2 separate regions of the Homo sapiens genome follow, and region 2 is linked to region 1. The links are chromatin loops, found by intact Hi-C in ENCODE. Cell type or tissue: CD4-positive, alpha-beta T cell. All regions are shown on one strand. Each heading gives the region's core, and the rest is flanking DNA. Links, peaks and the distances in the headings are about the cores only. Region 1 overlaps PRCP (prolylcarboxypeptidase). Region 2 overlaps RAB30 (RAB30, member RAS oncogene family).

Evidence for each region. A loop is a pair of places that touch in the nucleus more often than their neighbours do. Peaks named below come from ENCODE experiments on the same cell type or tissue, not always from the same donor. Only the 100,000 strongest peaks of a DNase experiment are listed, where the experiment ranks them.
Region 2: it touches region 1 in a loop (5-fold over the local background); 8 of 110 quality-filtered maps call a loop at or near these places.

The regions. Positions count from the first base shown.
Region 1 is chr11:82,863,825-82,872,161 of GRCh38, forward strand. The region is part of intron 1 of PRCP (prolylcarboxypeptidase); the gene reads right to left. Among named protein-coding and RNA genes, the nearest start is that of PRCP, 32 kb to the right of the region's middle. RefSeq lists an enhancer at 3,749-4,008. In CD4-positive, alpha-beta T cell, for the core only: CTCF peaks have their summits at 510, 717, 3,869 (motif pointing right) and 4,069; DNase peaks (open chromatin) are centred at 597 and 3,847.
Region 2 is chr11:82,985,549-82,993,885 of GRCh38, forward strand. It overlaps RAB30 (RAB30, member RAS oncogene family), which reads right to left. Exons shown (of 5, transcript NM_001286060.2): 4 at 2,039-2,222. Among named protein-coding and RNA genes, the nearest start is that of SNORA70E, 52 kb to the right of the region's middle. In CD4-positive, alpha-beta T cell, for the core only: a CTCF peak has its summit at 4,497; no DNase peak of the experiment used is centred there.

The DNA.
Region 1 (8,337 bases), core at 177-8,176:
GCTCCCAGCAATCAGCCTTGATTGTTAAGATTGGGGAAAAGAGAGAGGAACCCTGGCAAGAAAGCAGACTTCGGAGTTAAAAGACCTGAACTTGAATCTCTTCTAACTGTGAAGCCTCGGGCAAATTACTTAACCTCTCTGAACCTTAGTATCTTCCTGTATAAAATAAGGATAACCACATACAATTCAAAGGATTTCTGTGAGGATAGGGAAAATGCACCTAATGTACCAGGCATAGTTCCAGATATATACGTGCTTAAAAGATGTTAGTTCTCCTCTCTATCCCATTTGCACACCAATCCTAAGCACGGAGTACTTAGATGGGAGACAGATTAAGTTCTTCACAGAATTACAGGACCTTAGAATGTCAAAATCTCCTATTTTCTGAGTGCTTCACCTAGGTGCTAAACAACTGGAAATACGTAGTGAAATGTTCTTTGCACAACATGAATTTACAGAATTTCCTTGGCTCCTTCCTATCATCAAGGATATCAACTTCTGGCTAGATAACTAGATAGTTTTCAACACCTAATGGCCAGGCACACTAGGGGCAGCATGCCCTCTGCTGTTGAGAAGTGGGACCCACGTGCCACTCCCTGTTCTGGGCTCCTGAATAAAGATTTTATGAATTACAACACGGAAAGGTCACAAGGGCCTTAGAAACCATTCCGTCTGTGTTGCTCAACTGAAGAAATTAGGCTCGAAGAGGTCACATGACTTAGCCATGGTCACAAGGCAGAGGCAGAGCTAGAACTTTATTTTTGCAGTTTGGTTTATTGAACCAATTAAAATAAATAATAGCATGGTAAAGACAACACCGTATGACCTTGGAAAGGAAACAAACCTCTCTAGTCATGCACAGCAGTTCTTTCTAGCACGTGGTCCTAGAAATTTCATTTTTTCTTTTTTATAATTTTTTTTATGGCCCAAGAAATTTCAAAACATGCTTCCCCACTTTACCATGTGGAGGAGAAATAGATCTGTGAGAATGGGTAGGCAAGAAGAAAAGAGACCATCCTTTAAATGATGTTTATTGTATAAAAGTAATTATTTGGACTTTAAAACCACTCAAGAATAAAGTTCGCATCCAGAAAAATCAGTAGCAACATTACATCTGTTAGTTTTGATGGCAACTTGGGGACAGCGGGGGTGGGAGAGGTGGGGATGGGAGGGAATAACACAGAGCACCTACCACGTGTCTGCCACAGTGCTGTTGCTCTACACAGATCCCTTCACCATCTCGGCAGTTACCCTCTGGGGCCACTTTCATCACCCAGTTTTAAAATAAGAAGGCTGATGCTCAGAGAGGTCAGAGAGCTTGCCCAAGGTAATGTAACTAATAATTAGGAATCAAATGTAATTCTTTTCATGTGCTTTTAACCCCTACCCAATCCCGCCTCCAAGAAAACCCAGATCTTTATACTCCTTGCATTATAACACGCTCATGCAGATAAAGCTGACTATAAACTTCAACCCTCGGTAGGCGACACTTAAGAGTGAGTATCTTTCTCCTAAATTTGCAAAATGAAGGACAAATCTCCCAGCCATTTACTAACAGTTACATTGCAGAATATGTGGAATGTTGGTCTTTTCACTGACCTGACAATAATTGTTACTACACTACTATTGCTAACTCCATTAGGCCACTGATAAAACCAAAATCACATTGGCTCCTTCTTGGCAGCCTTCGGTTTTAGAAAATTCAGTATGCAGTTGGATTTATTCAGGCACCCAGACATCTAATAACAGTTAACTAAAATTTTACTAAAGATACAAAAAGTATACCCAGAGATATACATGACCAAAAAAATTAACTTACGCCTCCAATAAATCAAAGCACCTTAAAGGAGTTTTTCATGTGCTCTGGTTTCCAACTCTAATGCAGAGATCTAAAATAAAATAAGACCCTCTTTCTCCCATTTGATGTGTGTGTCTTATATTAATTTGGGGATTGTGGGGTTACATTCCATTAGAGTTCTTAAATGGAGACTGACAGCTTTCTGGGCAAGCTTGATATGCCCTGAAAGGATGGACACTTTTATGTTAGAAGAACACGGGTTCCCAAAGAAGGACTAAAACATGGAAGGAAGGTGGAGTTTAGACAAGCCCTAGATCTACAGTTGGAGAAGGATGGATGTCTAGGAGTGGATTCCTACTAAGTTGTCCCTCACACATGGGCACCCTAGAGGTAGGACAAGATCAGAGAGCAAGCCACATCTTATGAGTCAGATCTCTGGCTCTTGGATGACTCCTGGTTTATTTCTTCTTTATTATGTCAAGGCCTTTCAAAAACCCTGCTTAAATGTTCTACCTTTACTCATCCATACAATGAAGATACCAGAAAGTATTGGAGATTAAATTTGACTTAAAGAATTAAAGAGGAAACGGTATCCCCCAGTGAGTGTAGTGGTAGCAAAGGAAATGTTTACAAGTCCCTCCAAGAGGAAGGTGAGTCCAAGAAGATACTGTCCTCCCTTCCCACGAAGATGCTCTCGTCATTGCCAACCTTAGAGGGTCGAGCTTCCATCTTAACAAAAAGGGTGGAAGTCCTCTCAGAGATATGCTTCAAAGGCAATCATCTTCGTATGTAATAAGACACTGCTCCTCTTTACACATACTTCTATAAGTGTTAACCAGGAGACAGAACTGCATTCCCTGACTCCTATGCTTTTTTTTTCCTAACATGCCCCTAATCTTAAAAATGAGACTCTTAGAAATAAATTTATTTAAAGAGAAAATGGTAAATGAGAAAGGGAAGCAAATAAGTGATAATGGGAGAGTCCATCATGGGGAAAATTTAGTGCCCCAGCCTCCTATACTCAGATGGTTTGAAAGGCAAGAACACAATAGCTACCACAGTGCCCTTGTACATGGCAGATACTTTATAGATAATTGTTTTTAATTTTTTTTTTTTTGAGCCGGAGTCTTGCTCTGTCACCCAGGCTGGAGTGCAGGGGCGTGATCTCGGCTCACTGCAACCTCCACCTCCCGAGTTCAAGCAATTCTCCTGCCTCAGCCTCCCAAGTGGCTGGGATTACAGGTGCCCACCACCACACCCGGATAATTTTTGTATTTTTAGTAGAGACAGGGTTTCACCATGTTGGCCAGGCTGGTCTCAAACTCCTGACCTCAAGTGATCCACCTGCCTCAGCCTCCCAAAGTGCTGGGATTACAGGCATGAGCCACCGCGCCCGGCCATAGATAATTGCTCAACTGATGCAGTTTAAATCTTCTAAGTAAGTGGTTCTTGTGTTTCTGATTATGAGGTTCCCTTCTTAATGTTAAAATTATCACAGATGTGTTATATATTAGTAGCCAGTGCTTGAGAAAATATGAGAAGCTATTATAAATTCAATAATGGTATAAATAAATATCACAACAGCATCTATCTATGTGGAAAAAAAAATTGTGCTTAGTAACCAAATGGGGAGAGAAAACACCCTCTCGAAAAATTCTGCAGTGCTTAATAACCTTTCTTTCCTCAAACCAAGAACTCCTGGGCCCAGAGGGGGAATTGCTAAGTTATCAAAATGCTGTGAAACCAAAACACTCTTTGCTTTACTGCTAAAACAGAGGTGAAAATATCCTGCCGTTGAGAATACCTAAAATGCTCCAGTAAATCAAGAAATAACATGTTTTGACAAATAACAGTTAAGTGTTTCATTAGAGGGAGATTCTATCTGTTGGTCAAACAGCTCTGTGAAAGCACCACATAATCAATGCCTTCCCACGGCTTCAGGAAGCTTTGTACTAGAAGAATTACCGGGCCACAGCTCAAGCTCCCAAATTAGAGATAAAGTGCTGCTGTAATCAAGCACTGCATATAAATTTTAGGAAATGACACACCACCAGAGGGCGCCCTTATATAAGTAGTAAAGTCGGAAAGACCATTACTTTTTTTTTGTTTGTTCTCTAAGAGACGGGGTCTCCCCTCTGTAGCCCAGGCAAAGTAGAGTGGCCAGATCATAGCTCACTGCAGCCTCGAACTCCTGGGCTCAGGCGATCCTCCTTCCTAAGCTCGAGAGTAGCTGTAACTAAAGGCGCACACCACCACACCCGGTTTGTTAAGTTTTAAATTAAGTTTCAGAAAATCTTAGGACAGAAAGGGAACTTAGATCTCAAGTCCAAACTCTTGGATAAAAAACAGACACAGAGGCCAATTATTTTAAATCTTTCTTTTCTAAATAAATATATTATATGTTCACATGATTGAAACAACAATCATCCCCCTTCTTTTTAAAGTCAGGATTCAAAATCTGTGCTGTCAGAAACCAGGATATTGGTTACCAGTGCAGGGGAAAACTGACTGTAAAAGAGAATGAGGGGATTCTGGAGTTAGGATAATGCATTGTTCTGTATGTATAATAAGATAATTCAAAAGCAGATTGATAAACATTTAAAATCTCATTGAAGATATATATTATTTTACAAGATACATGTTTATATTTCTATTTCACTATACAGGCATATGTAAATTATATTGCACTAAATCACATTAATATTAAATTTTTCTTTCATTTAAAAATACTTATTGAGTGCTCACTAAAAGGCAGGTATTAAGAAAAAAACTAAGATACAATTCCATTTCTCAAGTTCTGGAGAATCTAACAGAAATGATTAATGTGCTAGTAAACAACCAAGCAGTGGTGTGGTTAAGTTCTGTATACAAAGCACTGTGGGAGCTCAGAAGCCAAAGTCACCACCCTGCCTGAGGAAATTACAGAGGGCTGCACCAAGGAGGTAATATCTGAGCTGAAACACAGAGAAGAATTTTTTTTTTTCAGGTACAAAAGAGCATTTCAAGCAAAGGAAGAAAAACATGTGCAAGGCTATGATGAGCTATACAGAATGAGCATAAATTCAGGAACTGTTGTTTTACGGCAAGAGGTTTATGAGGGGAAGACATGGGAGATGAGATTAGACTCACTGGGCTGCCACAATGGCTCACACCTTTAATCCCAGCGCTTTGGGAGGCTGAGGCGGGAGGATCAAATTGAGGCCAGGAGTTCGAGACCAGCCTGCCCAACATGGCAAAACCTCTTCTCTACAAAAATACAAAAAATTAGCCAGGCATGGTGATACACGCCTATAATCTCAGCTACTTGGGAGGCTGAGGCCCGAGAATCACTTGAACCTGGGAGGCAGAGGTTGCGGTAAGCCAAGATCACACCACTGCATTCCCACCTGGGTGACAGAGCAAGACTCTGTCTCAAAAAATAAATAAATAAATAAGGAAAAAGAAAAACCTAGGCCAGGTGCACTGGCTCACACCTGTAATTCCAACACTTCAGGAGGCCAAGGTGGTAGGATCACTTGAGCCCAGGAGTTCAAGACCAGCCTGGGCAACATAGCAAGACCCTGTCTCTACAAAAAATAAAAATATTAGCCGGGTGTGGTGGTACATGCCTATAGTCCTAGCTACTCAGGACGCTGAGATCAGAGGATCCCTTGAGCCCAGAAGTTCAAGGTTACAGTGAACTATGATCATGCCACTGCACTCCAGCCTGGGCGACAGAGTGAGACTCCATCTCAAAAAAAAAAAAAAAGAAGAAGAAAAGAAGAAAAGAAAGAAGGAAGAAAGGAAGGAAGGAAAGAAAGAAAGCGGTATAGAGAGACAGAAGAAAGAGAAGGAAGGGAAGGGAAAGGAGGAAGGAAAGAAGGAAGAGAGGGAGAAAGGGAGGAAAGAAACCTAGCTGAAATCCAAGATTGTTTCTCTAAACCAACAGTGAATGAAAAACATCCACTGGAAATAGACTCAAATAGGCAGGGACTTTTTTCTGTTTTGTCCACTTCTGAGTACACAGTGACTGGAATAAGGCCTGGCATGTAGTAGAAGACCAATGAATATATAGAGAGTAAATGAATGCATGCATGCATCATGGCTCTGCAGTTGGTATAAAAACAAAAATGAGAATGGAAAGCAAAGTTCCCAAGAAGGTCAAGTTTGTGCAGGTTCATTTATTGGGTGGGTCTGTTCCCAGCTTTGGAAGAGTTGCACAACACTGTAGTTGGATGTGCCTTTTGCCCAGTGACAAATCACATGCCTAATGGAGAACCCAAGCCTTAAATCTAAGAGCACCACATAACATTTGGACTGCTGAGGAAGCAGGAAATGCATGCCTTCTGCTGGGTGAAGAAACAGTTCTATATAACTACAAATAATATGGACAGAAGGCCAACATTGCAGGGAGTGCAGGAGAAGGACTAATCAGCATTTTACCAAAGCATATTACCTAAAATATAATTGATCTTGGTGACAAGGTTATAAGTCAAAGTTTTTAAGACTGGAAAGGACTTTAAAGTCATGGCTGTCAGCCAGGACACAATAACTTTACCTGAGAAACAGCTTTCTGTAAAATGTACAACATAGCAGCTCGTTCAGCAGCATACTAGTGTTTGGTGAATCCACATGTGCTGCAAAATGTTGATTTGATCAATGTGTAAAATTTGTGTTTCCAACAACAGAGTTTTAAGAAGGAAGAAACAGGGAAGAGGTATAATACCCTAGGACAAAAAGTAATTGGAGGGAATAGTTGAGACTCTAGGTAAGTGAGGGATATGTGATGCTGCGAGATCCTGGGAAGGAAGGAGGGAATGGGGTCAATAGCACCAACAGAAGGATCTGACTTGGGAACCCCTTCTCCACTGGGAAACAGATGGATGCAAGAGTTATCTTTCTAATTACCGAGGGAGGAAACTAAAAGGATTCTAGTTAAAATGCCTCTCATATAACACCTTAGTTTTTAGTCAATGAAGTAAAGGGACAAAGTAATCTATTAAAAGAGATAGTAAAAGAGAGCCTAGGATGGCAATGATTTAAAGACAGAGGTAAAAGTTCAGCATGGAAGAAAAAACTGATGCCTAGGCCTCCATAAAGCTCCTGAGGTTGGAGACTGAATTGGTATGCACAATAATCTGCCGCTTAGCAGATATTTACAACCCAGGAGCAGGAGCAGAGAAGTTTAATGGTTGGATAAAACTAGGATGAGAATGTCATAAAGGGGTTGTGAGAGGACAGGGGGCAAGAGAATTAAGGTCATTCCTATCTTCATGCAGCCTGAATATGCCCAGAGCTATGAGGTCCTGTCCACCACAGACAAATGCTGCCATAATCTGTTTGCTGATTTGCAAGGTAATCTAAACTATGCTGTATTTATTCTATTTTAAGGAGTAAATAATCTTGCCAGAACTCATATATATGATATATAAGCATTTCAATAATAATCTCATAAAAATAATGTAAGGCTGCATATCATCAAGGCCTTGAAAGTTTATATTCTTCTGCTTTGTTAAACATAAGATGATGTGTTACTGATTTTCTTCCTTTATAGTCTATTGTTCTAAATGTTTCTCTTTTTTTTTTTTTTTTTTTTTGAAACAGAATCTGACTCTGTCGCCCAGGCTGGAGTGCAGTGGCATGATCTTGGCTCGTGCAAACTTCGTCTCCTGGGTTCAAGCAATTCTCCTGCCTCAGCCTCTGAGTAGCTGCGACTATGGGCGTGCCCCACCATTCCCTGCTACTTTTTGTATTTTTAGTAGAGACGGGGTTTTGCCATGTTGCCCAGGCTGGTCTCGAACTCCTGAACTCAAGTGATCCACCCGCCTTGCCCTCCCAAAGTGCTGGGATTATAGGCATAAGCCATTGCACCTGGACTGTTCTGAATGTTTCTTCTATACATGCAAAATATTCTCCTGACACCACTGTTATAACTACATCACATCTTCTGAGAGATAGAGGCTGGTATCTGCTGGTATAATGTAAAAGGACAAAGACCCCTCAACCTCCAAAAAAGGCAAAAACCACGTTTCTCACGAACAGGAGTTCAGACCTGTGATCTATGTAACTCACAATCCAATCTTGCATACTACCACTCCTCCTGCAAAGAACTGTGATGACCTCATAAATCTTCTGTTCTCCAACTGAGCAACCCCAGTTCTTACTATTTCCCATATAACACTATATTCTAAAGTCCTCCTAACCCTGCTCACACTGGATTAATTAACATTCCCTCTTACAGATGGTGTGCCCAGAGCTGAGTACAATATGTAACGTGGTCTAATAAAGTGCCTTGCTCATCACTGGCCAGGAATAAATAACCGATGAGTGTGCTTATAGACCTTATCCATGGTTTTGCTTTCTGCAGTTTCAGTTACCCATGGTCAACCATGGTCAGAAAATAGGTGAGTACAGTACAACAAGATATTTTGAGAGAGAGAAAGAGACTACGCGTTCACATAATGTGTCATAGTTGTTTATTATTCATTATTGTTGTTAATCTCTTATTGTGCCTAATTTATAAATAAAACTTTATCACAGGTATGTATGTATAGGAAAAA
Region 2 (8,337 bases), core at 264-8,263, 120 kb after region 1:
AATGACACCTTGGGGCGATAAAACAAAATTTAGACTTGTAAAGCCTATAGGTCAAACAAATGCATTAGCAAAAAATTCTAAGAGAGAAAAAAAATGAGAGTGGAAACTTCATAAAAAAGGATGAAAAGATGTAGCTGTCAATTACAACATATGGACCTTACTTGGCTTTTTTTTTTTTTTTTTTTAAAGAGTCTGGCTCTGTCACCCAGGCTGAATGCAGTGGTGTGATCATAGCTCCCTGCAGCCTTCAACTTCTGGGCTCAGGTGATCCTCCTGCTTCAGCTTCCTGAGTAGCTGGGACCACAGGTAGATGCCATCATGCCTGGCTAATCTCGCTACATTGCCCAGGCTGGTCAGAACTGCTGGGCTCAAGCAATCCTCCTGCCTCAGCTTCCCAGAACACTGAGATTACAGGTGTGAGCCACCATGCCCGGCTTCTGGACCTTATTTGGATCTTAATTTGAACAAACAAACGAAAAAAAATCATGAGTCGATCAGGGAAATTTGAACACTGTCTAAGTTTTTAAGGATACTAAGGAATTGTTAACATATTTTAGGTGTAAAAATGCCACTGAGGTTAGGTTTTCTTTTTAAAAATCTATTAGAGATATACACAGATATTGAAACATGAATTAATACAACCTCTGAGATTTGCTTCAAAATAATCTGAGGGAGAAGGTGGACAGCATTGCTAGGGAAGAGAAAATAAGATTGGTCATGAGTTGGTAACTGTGAAAGCTGGGAGATGTGTAGAAGGGGATTCACTATACTGTTTCTCTACTCTTGTTTATGTCTGAAATTTTCCATAGTAAAATTGTGTTTTAAGCCAATTCCTCTTTCATATTGAACTAACTGTCTCCCCTCAAATCTTCATTTACCTTCCTTAGATAAAATCCCAAGTAGTAATGCTTTGACTCAAGTTCCCAAAGGCTTTCTGTAAAACAGAAGGTACAAATGCAGACCTCTCAAATGCTTTATGGCAAAGGTTCAACATTGTCCAAAAGGGTTTTACAGGGAGCACTAGCTCATAGAAACACAGATGCTTCATCCAGCAGCCTGAAGGAAAAGTCCAGCAATTTGTTACAACGTAACATATTACAGCTGGACAACTACAGGGCTTGGAGTTGATCTTACATGCTATGTGACCTTGGGAAAAGAACTTCACCTCTTTGAGCCGTGGTTTCCTGATCTGTAAATCAGGGATCATGACACATAAAGTTCCTCGTATCATTCCTGGCACATATATACCAATTATAACACTATTCTAAAGTGTTTACTGAGCTTATTATTAACCATAATTTGTAACTTAACAATGCTTCTAAGGATCTCTACTCAAATTTCCCTAATTCAGGTATTGCTAGACTATATAGGAACGTTCCTTTCTAGGAAGAAAATATGTTAATGATCAAATGGTTACTAACACTTTTCCACTACAAACAGAGAAGTTTTTAATGACCTGGTCCATTTCAATGCATATATCAGTCATGATAGAAAATCAAGGGTTGTTTTGTGCTTTCCCCCCATACTAAATAGAGGTTTTATTCTCCTACAAGATGAAACAAACTACAGCATTGCCCTTAGCAGATTCTTTCTGAAACACAGAATTTCTCAAATCAGCCTAAATGTTAGGAAGGGAAAAAAAATTACCAAAATCCACCTTTTAGGCAATAAACAATTGCTTCAATAATGAATTCCATATCAACTTAAAAGATACATTTTTCTTCTAGAACAGCCATTCCTTTCATCTTGTAATTAGACTTTTTAAATTTTTAGCAGCTCACATAACTTTCATGGCCATCCAACTTCTTCCCTAGAGCCTACATTGATAGAAAATGTTTTCTACTTTATTTTTCTAAACTGTCACCATGGGATAGGACCTATTTCATTTTCTCTTCAATTGCAGAAGAACTGAAGGTTGACTGCATGAATTATTAGCTAAAGACTATATTCTTGGAAGGCACCAATGTATAAGCTTTATGTGATTATAAATCCTCTAATGCCCACAAATCAATTTCCCTCCTCGTTAGCCCTTACTTACCCACTAACACAGTGATGACCTTGTTGCTGGCATATTGTTCTATCTCCCGCAGCCACTCAGGAAGGCAACGGAAGGATTCCTCACAGGTAATGTCATAGGTGAGGATCAAGGCATTGGCGCTTCGGTAGTAACTCTGGGTAATGGACCGAAATCTCTCTTGACCTGCTGTGTCCCAGATCTGTAGCTGTAAAGGCATAAGATAAGAATCAGGTGAAGAAGGATCAGGTTGGAGAAAAAAAGAAAAAAAAAGCTTTGCCTTGCTTTGGTTTGAAAATGGGTACACCTTTACCCAAACAATTTCATGGTTATTTTCTGCCCTAAAAAAAAAAAAAAAAAAAAAAAAAAAAGCACTGAAAATTAAAAAAAAAAAAATCTGTTGGGTGTGTTTCTGGTTAGGGAGAGGGGCTTATTTTGTTTTGTTTTGTTTTTTCTTTGTTAAGAGTTTCCTTTTCATTCTTAAAAAAATACATATAGGAAATTCGTCAAGCATTTATTATGTGCCAAGCTCTATTCTAAGCATTTTACCTGTGGCAACTCACTTATTCCTCACAGTAACCCTATGAGGTAGATACTATCATAATACCCATTTCTTGCATGAATAAACTGAGGCACAGTAAGATTAATTAACTTGTTCAGCATCTCATAGCCAATATGTCCCAGAACCAATTCAACCAGGCATTGTGGTCCCAGAGTCCCCGTTCTTACTCACAATGCCATATTACAAAAGGCATGATACAGGGCAAGCTGTGACTGTTGGCATTTAATCAGCAACTGGAGGGAGAGCCAACCTCACCACTTTTCCAGTTCAAAATTCAAATGGATGTATTAAGGTATTATCTTTGTTAAAGAAAACAGGAATCATGCCATGGCAGACAACAATATAATTTTCCTTCAGGTCTCTTAAGTTCTATGACCTTGGCCAAGTCACTTAATCTCTTTGGGCTTTGATTATTTCTTTATAAAAAGTGGTTAATAACACACAACCTGCTGAAGGTTCACTTTTTCTGCAGTTATCTACCAGTTCTAAGTCCTAATAACTAATAATTCTAATAACAAAGAAGAAGACAATACTTGTCAATTTCCCTGCACAGAGTAGACAACTACTGAAAACGAATTATTCTCCAGGGTGGCTGCTAAGTGTAGAACAAAACACAAGGCCTTGAGAAATAAGAACATCAACAAAAACAATAATCTTTCCTTCTAATTGCACGAATTTCACAGGTCACAGGTGTATTCATGTCCAGGGACATAAGATTGCTTCCTCAGGAAGGCTTTCCAGAACCTTCAGATTAGGCTAGGTTCCCCACCCCCCCACCCCACACAGTCTCTCTTGCGATACATCCTGTCATTCTCCCTCATGGCACCTGACATGCCTGAATCATTTATTTGTAATAATTTGTTTAATAGCCATCTTTCCCACTAAACTGAAAGCTTCATGAGGGAGACGTCAGGGTCCATTTAGAGCAAATAGAGCACTTGGCAAATAGGAGGTGCTCAAATATTTACTGATGGTCTCATTTAATCTTTACAACAATCCAGTGAGGTAGGCAAGTGTACACCTCCCCGTATTAATGGAAACTGTCCCTTAACTAACTGGTTATTCACAAAGCTAGGACATGGCATCCAGGCCTTCTATTTCCAGTTGAGGACTCATTCCATGCTCCCATGCTGCTGTTGCCACCAAAGACTAACTAAAATGTGCATCTGTATCCAAAGAGGATGAATCCATTGCTGTCACCCTCTGCTCATACTAGCTTAGCTAAAGAGACTGCTGAGTGACCCGTAGTCCCTGCCATGAATCAGCAGCACACAAAGGCTCTCCTTTGATCTGCAGTTGCAGCTGCTCTTCGATGATACACATGAAAGCCTGTGTATGCTAAAGGCCACTGTACAGATGTTACGGTTTTTGCTGGGACAAAGGCTATTTCTCTTCTCTGCCTCAAACCTAGGGACACGGTTCCCCTCTGCCAGGATGTGTCTTAGAATAATGGGCTATTGTTTTAAAGCTGCACTGAGCCCCTAAAACACTTGTGATTGCGATTTAGGAACTGTTCAGTATTAGAAATCAGTGTGTTCCCACATCTTGAGAACAGCTTCGAGGGTTAAAGTCACTGAAATATTTTCTAGAACAGCGATTGTATGAGCATGCCAAGATATGTTACCTTCTCATAGGGGGCTGCCTGTTTCTAGCTGACAGTTGATTATTGAGGATATTCATATTCTACTGCCTTTGTCACTCAACTTGGTTTCACCATTCTCTGCAATTCATTTGCGCCTTTCGGCATCTATAGGACATTAATATATGCAAGGTACTGTGCTAGGCACATGGAGTATATAAAGATGAATAAAACACAGGGAGGATATAAAGATGAATAAAATCAACGCTGATTTCAAACAGCTCACAGTCTATAGAAAGGACACACACAGTTAATTAACTATAGCAGAATACAAGATGTTCTATTAAAAAGGAAGAGAGCGTCTCCTGCTGTTAGTCTCATGCCTGTCAATATGTTTTCAATACTGTAGCCACGGGCTTTCTAACCACTCTCACCTTCAGCATGTGGCTACATTGTTTGTCTACTCTCTTCTCTGCACCACTACTTAAACTCCATTGCCTCACCGTCATAATAATGTACTGCAATCATTGGTTTACTACTCTACTACTGAGTTCTTTGAGAGCAAAGGCTGTCTTTTATTTGACCTTACACCCCCAGTACCTTCCTAACACAGCACACAGCACGTGGTAGAAACATTTGAATGATGGCTAACTAAATGAACAAAGGATTGTGGAATCACAAGGGAGGAACTGGTCAATTCTACTTAACAGATTAGTAGGGTATTAAAGAAGATTTCACAGATGGAGCTAGATGATAGTAAGTTCCTAAGGGGCAGGGATGCTTTACCACCACAGTGCTTGGCACAAAACATTTACTACAACACAGGATGGAGGAATGAATGGATGGACAGATGGTTGAAGAAACAAATACATATAAATACTTTCATGACTCTCCTATCTATCAACATAGATCTGACTGGAAAGAGATACAGCAAATCTTCTATTTCTATTATGATTTATCTCTTAAGGCTAAAATGGTTTAAATTGAGCTTAGAGTTTTTCTTATTACTCATTAATTTATAATAGACTAAAATATATATGAGAAAGTTCTGTGTTTTTTCCATTTTTTTTATTCTGCTAAAACATACATAAAATTTATCATTTTAACCACTTTTAAGCATACAGTTCAGTGGTCTATATATGTTTTAATTATATTTTCTACCAGAGGTCACCTTCATAATGCAGACCCTTTTAAGAGAAGGGCCTCTTCATTAATTTTGTTTTTACTGATTTGGCGCTTACTTGGCCTTAATAGCTACAAAAATCTAATACCTTGGATTCCCTGCCTTCAATCCTGGGAGCCATCCTGGAAAAAATGATACTTGTAGAGGACACTGATGAGGGTGTCAGGAGAGTGGTCCTGCCACTCACCAAGCGGGTGATGCCATACGAATCACTGGTGGATTCTCTTATCCACTGACTTTATGAGGCTCTGGGAAAGCCCGCAAACTACTAGCAAAAAGACACTTTAACATCACTGAGAAAAGATACTCAGTAAATGTTAAAGAAGAAGGATGACAGGCTGGATGTGGTATCTCATGCCTGTAATCCCAGCACTGTGGGAGGCTGAGGCAGAAGGATTACTTCAGCCCAGGAGTGATCAACATGGCAACATAGTGAGACCCCATCTCTACAAAAAATAAAAATAAAAATGAATAGCTGGGCATGGTGGCACACACCTGTAGTCCCAGCTACTTGGGAGGCTGAGGTGAGAGGATCACTTGAGCCTAGGAGGTCGAGGCTGCAGTGAGCTGTGATTGCACCACTGCACTCCAGCCTAGGCAACAGAGCAAGACCCTTTCTCAAAAAAAAAAAAAAAAAAAAAAAAGATGACAATAAGACAACTATGCAGTTCTGCCCTCTTCTAAGAAAGGATTAAAGAAGTTGTTCCTCATATGCCTACATGTTAATGAGGCCCTTAAATTCATGTGGTTGAAGAGGGCCACCCTGTATCTTTATTTTATATATTGGGCTTGAAAGAATCACAGGCAAGTTGATTTGGACTGGATTTGGGAGATGAGCCAACTGTCACTTTTTATAGATAAAGTTCTAGAAGCCTGAAGAAGTACTGGGGATAGAAAGTGTGCTGTGAATACAAATATGAGTAAGACACAAACCTTGCTCTTGGGGAGCCTGTGGCCTTATGGTGGAGTCAGATGTTATAAAAATATCAATTTTTGCAGTGTAATAAGCACTTTTTAAAATAAGGTTTGCAGAAAGTAGAATAAATGGAATATTTATGCCTGGGAATTCAGGAAAGAAAAATAAGCCTGTTCTTTAACAGCAGGGACCATTCCTTATTCACCCTTATTTATGGCCAGTGCCTGGAAGGTAGTAGGCACTAAATCAAATAAATGAACTCATATATATATGAATGGAAAACCCAAATATCTGGAAGTAAAATGCATGAAATAGTAGTTATCTTTACCCAACTCCTTGGGTAACTACCTCCCCTCCACTAGGACAACAGAAAGCTACAAAAGGCTCCTCCCATCAATGCCTCCTGAGCACACTCCTGTCTCTCTTTCCTGTCCCCACAGCCTAGCTCCTTCTTCCCACCCCCCACACTATTTTTGTTCACTTTTTAGTTAGCATTTATGTGGATTTCATACCCTGCTTTTATCTTCCAGTGCTCCAGCTCCCCATTCACTGCTGTATTTGGTGTGGATGTCTCTGCAGTATGAGCTATTTTAAGGAGTCAGGGCTGGAAGAGACACTGAGAGAGCTTCTGGCCCCCATTCAAGGACCTCCTCCTAAACACTTCTCTGTGATGGCAAGTATCTAGAAAATGCTGAAGAGCATTATGGAGCTTCTCTGCTCTTCCCAAGGCACTCAAAGGAAGGAGAGCATGTACGTATGGGAGAAGGATGCAAATAAATGGACCCAAACATAGGATGCTTAGGTTGGGAATCAAGGTAGAACTCTAAAATGCCAGTTTTCATTGTGCTGCTGATAGCTGGGCTATCCTTCCTTTCCTTCCTTCTTTCCATCCCTCCCCCAGCCTTCTCTCTCTCTTTCTCTCTCTCTGTCACCAACACACACACACACACACACACACACACACACACACGGTCTCGTTCTGTCACCCAGGCTGGAGTGCAATGGCACAATCATGGCTCACTGCAGACTCAACTTCCCAGGCTCAAACAATGCTCTCACTCAGCTTCCCGAGTAGCTGGGACTACAGGCGCATGCCACCATGACCAGACAATTTTTTATCTTTTGAAGACATGGAGTCTCGCTATGTCTTCAACTCCTGGCCTCCCAAAGTATTGGGATTATAGGCGTGAGCCACTGTACCAGGCCTTGGCTATCACTTCTTTCCATAAAACCCAGCTCTGAAGAGCCAACTGTGGAACTTCAGTAACTCTGACGGCAGGTAGAGCACAGTGCCAAACATCAGTATATTTATCCTCCTTCCAGGTGATTTAGTCTCCCTTCACATTTCTTTCCATCACCTTCCTCCTTTCCTTGCTCCAGGTGATAGGCCTAGTGTGCCTTTCTTCCCTTCTTCTTTCATGGCAGAGGAGACCCCAGAAAGGCAGTGGGGTGTACTGGTTGGTGAAATGGGTTCAAATCCTGCCTGTCCCCCTTCCTATACTTATCTATGTGTAGCCATGGATAAGTAAGTTATTTAACCTCTCTGAAGCCAGTAAAACGAGGATAATACCACTTACCCCACAGGTTTACAGTAAGGACTAAACTAAATATAACATATGTAAAAGCACCCAGCAGAGGCACTGACAGATTGTAGGTACTCAATAAACATTCTCTCCTTTGTCCTGTTCCTGGACACACCATACTTCTTCCAAGTACCAAATCATCCAGAAGCCACAAAGGCTGGAGGGGCAGGAAGCAGGGGCTAGAGAGCATGTATCCTTTCCCATACTCCTCATTTAGTGTCTTTCCTTTTTAGAGACAAGGATATGAGAGGAGACAGGATAATTTAAATAAGTGATTCATAATGAAATGTAGAAATCGGGAGGCTCTTTCATGGGGCTGCTGTTTAGAGGAGGTAGCACCTGCTTATTGGCCCAGCTCAAGAGATCCAAAAAGAAATTTCTTCCTTATCTTTATGTCACTTGTGACATGACAGGAGACAGGACAAACTTGCCTTAGCCATTTTCTGTCTTCTAATCTGTAAACACATCATCCAAAATTCCTTCCTTCCCCCATAAAAAAG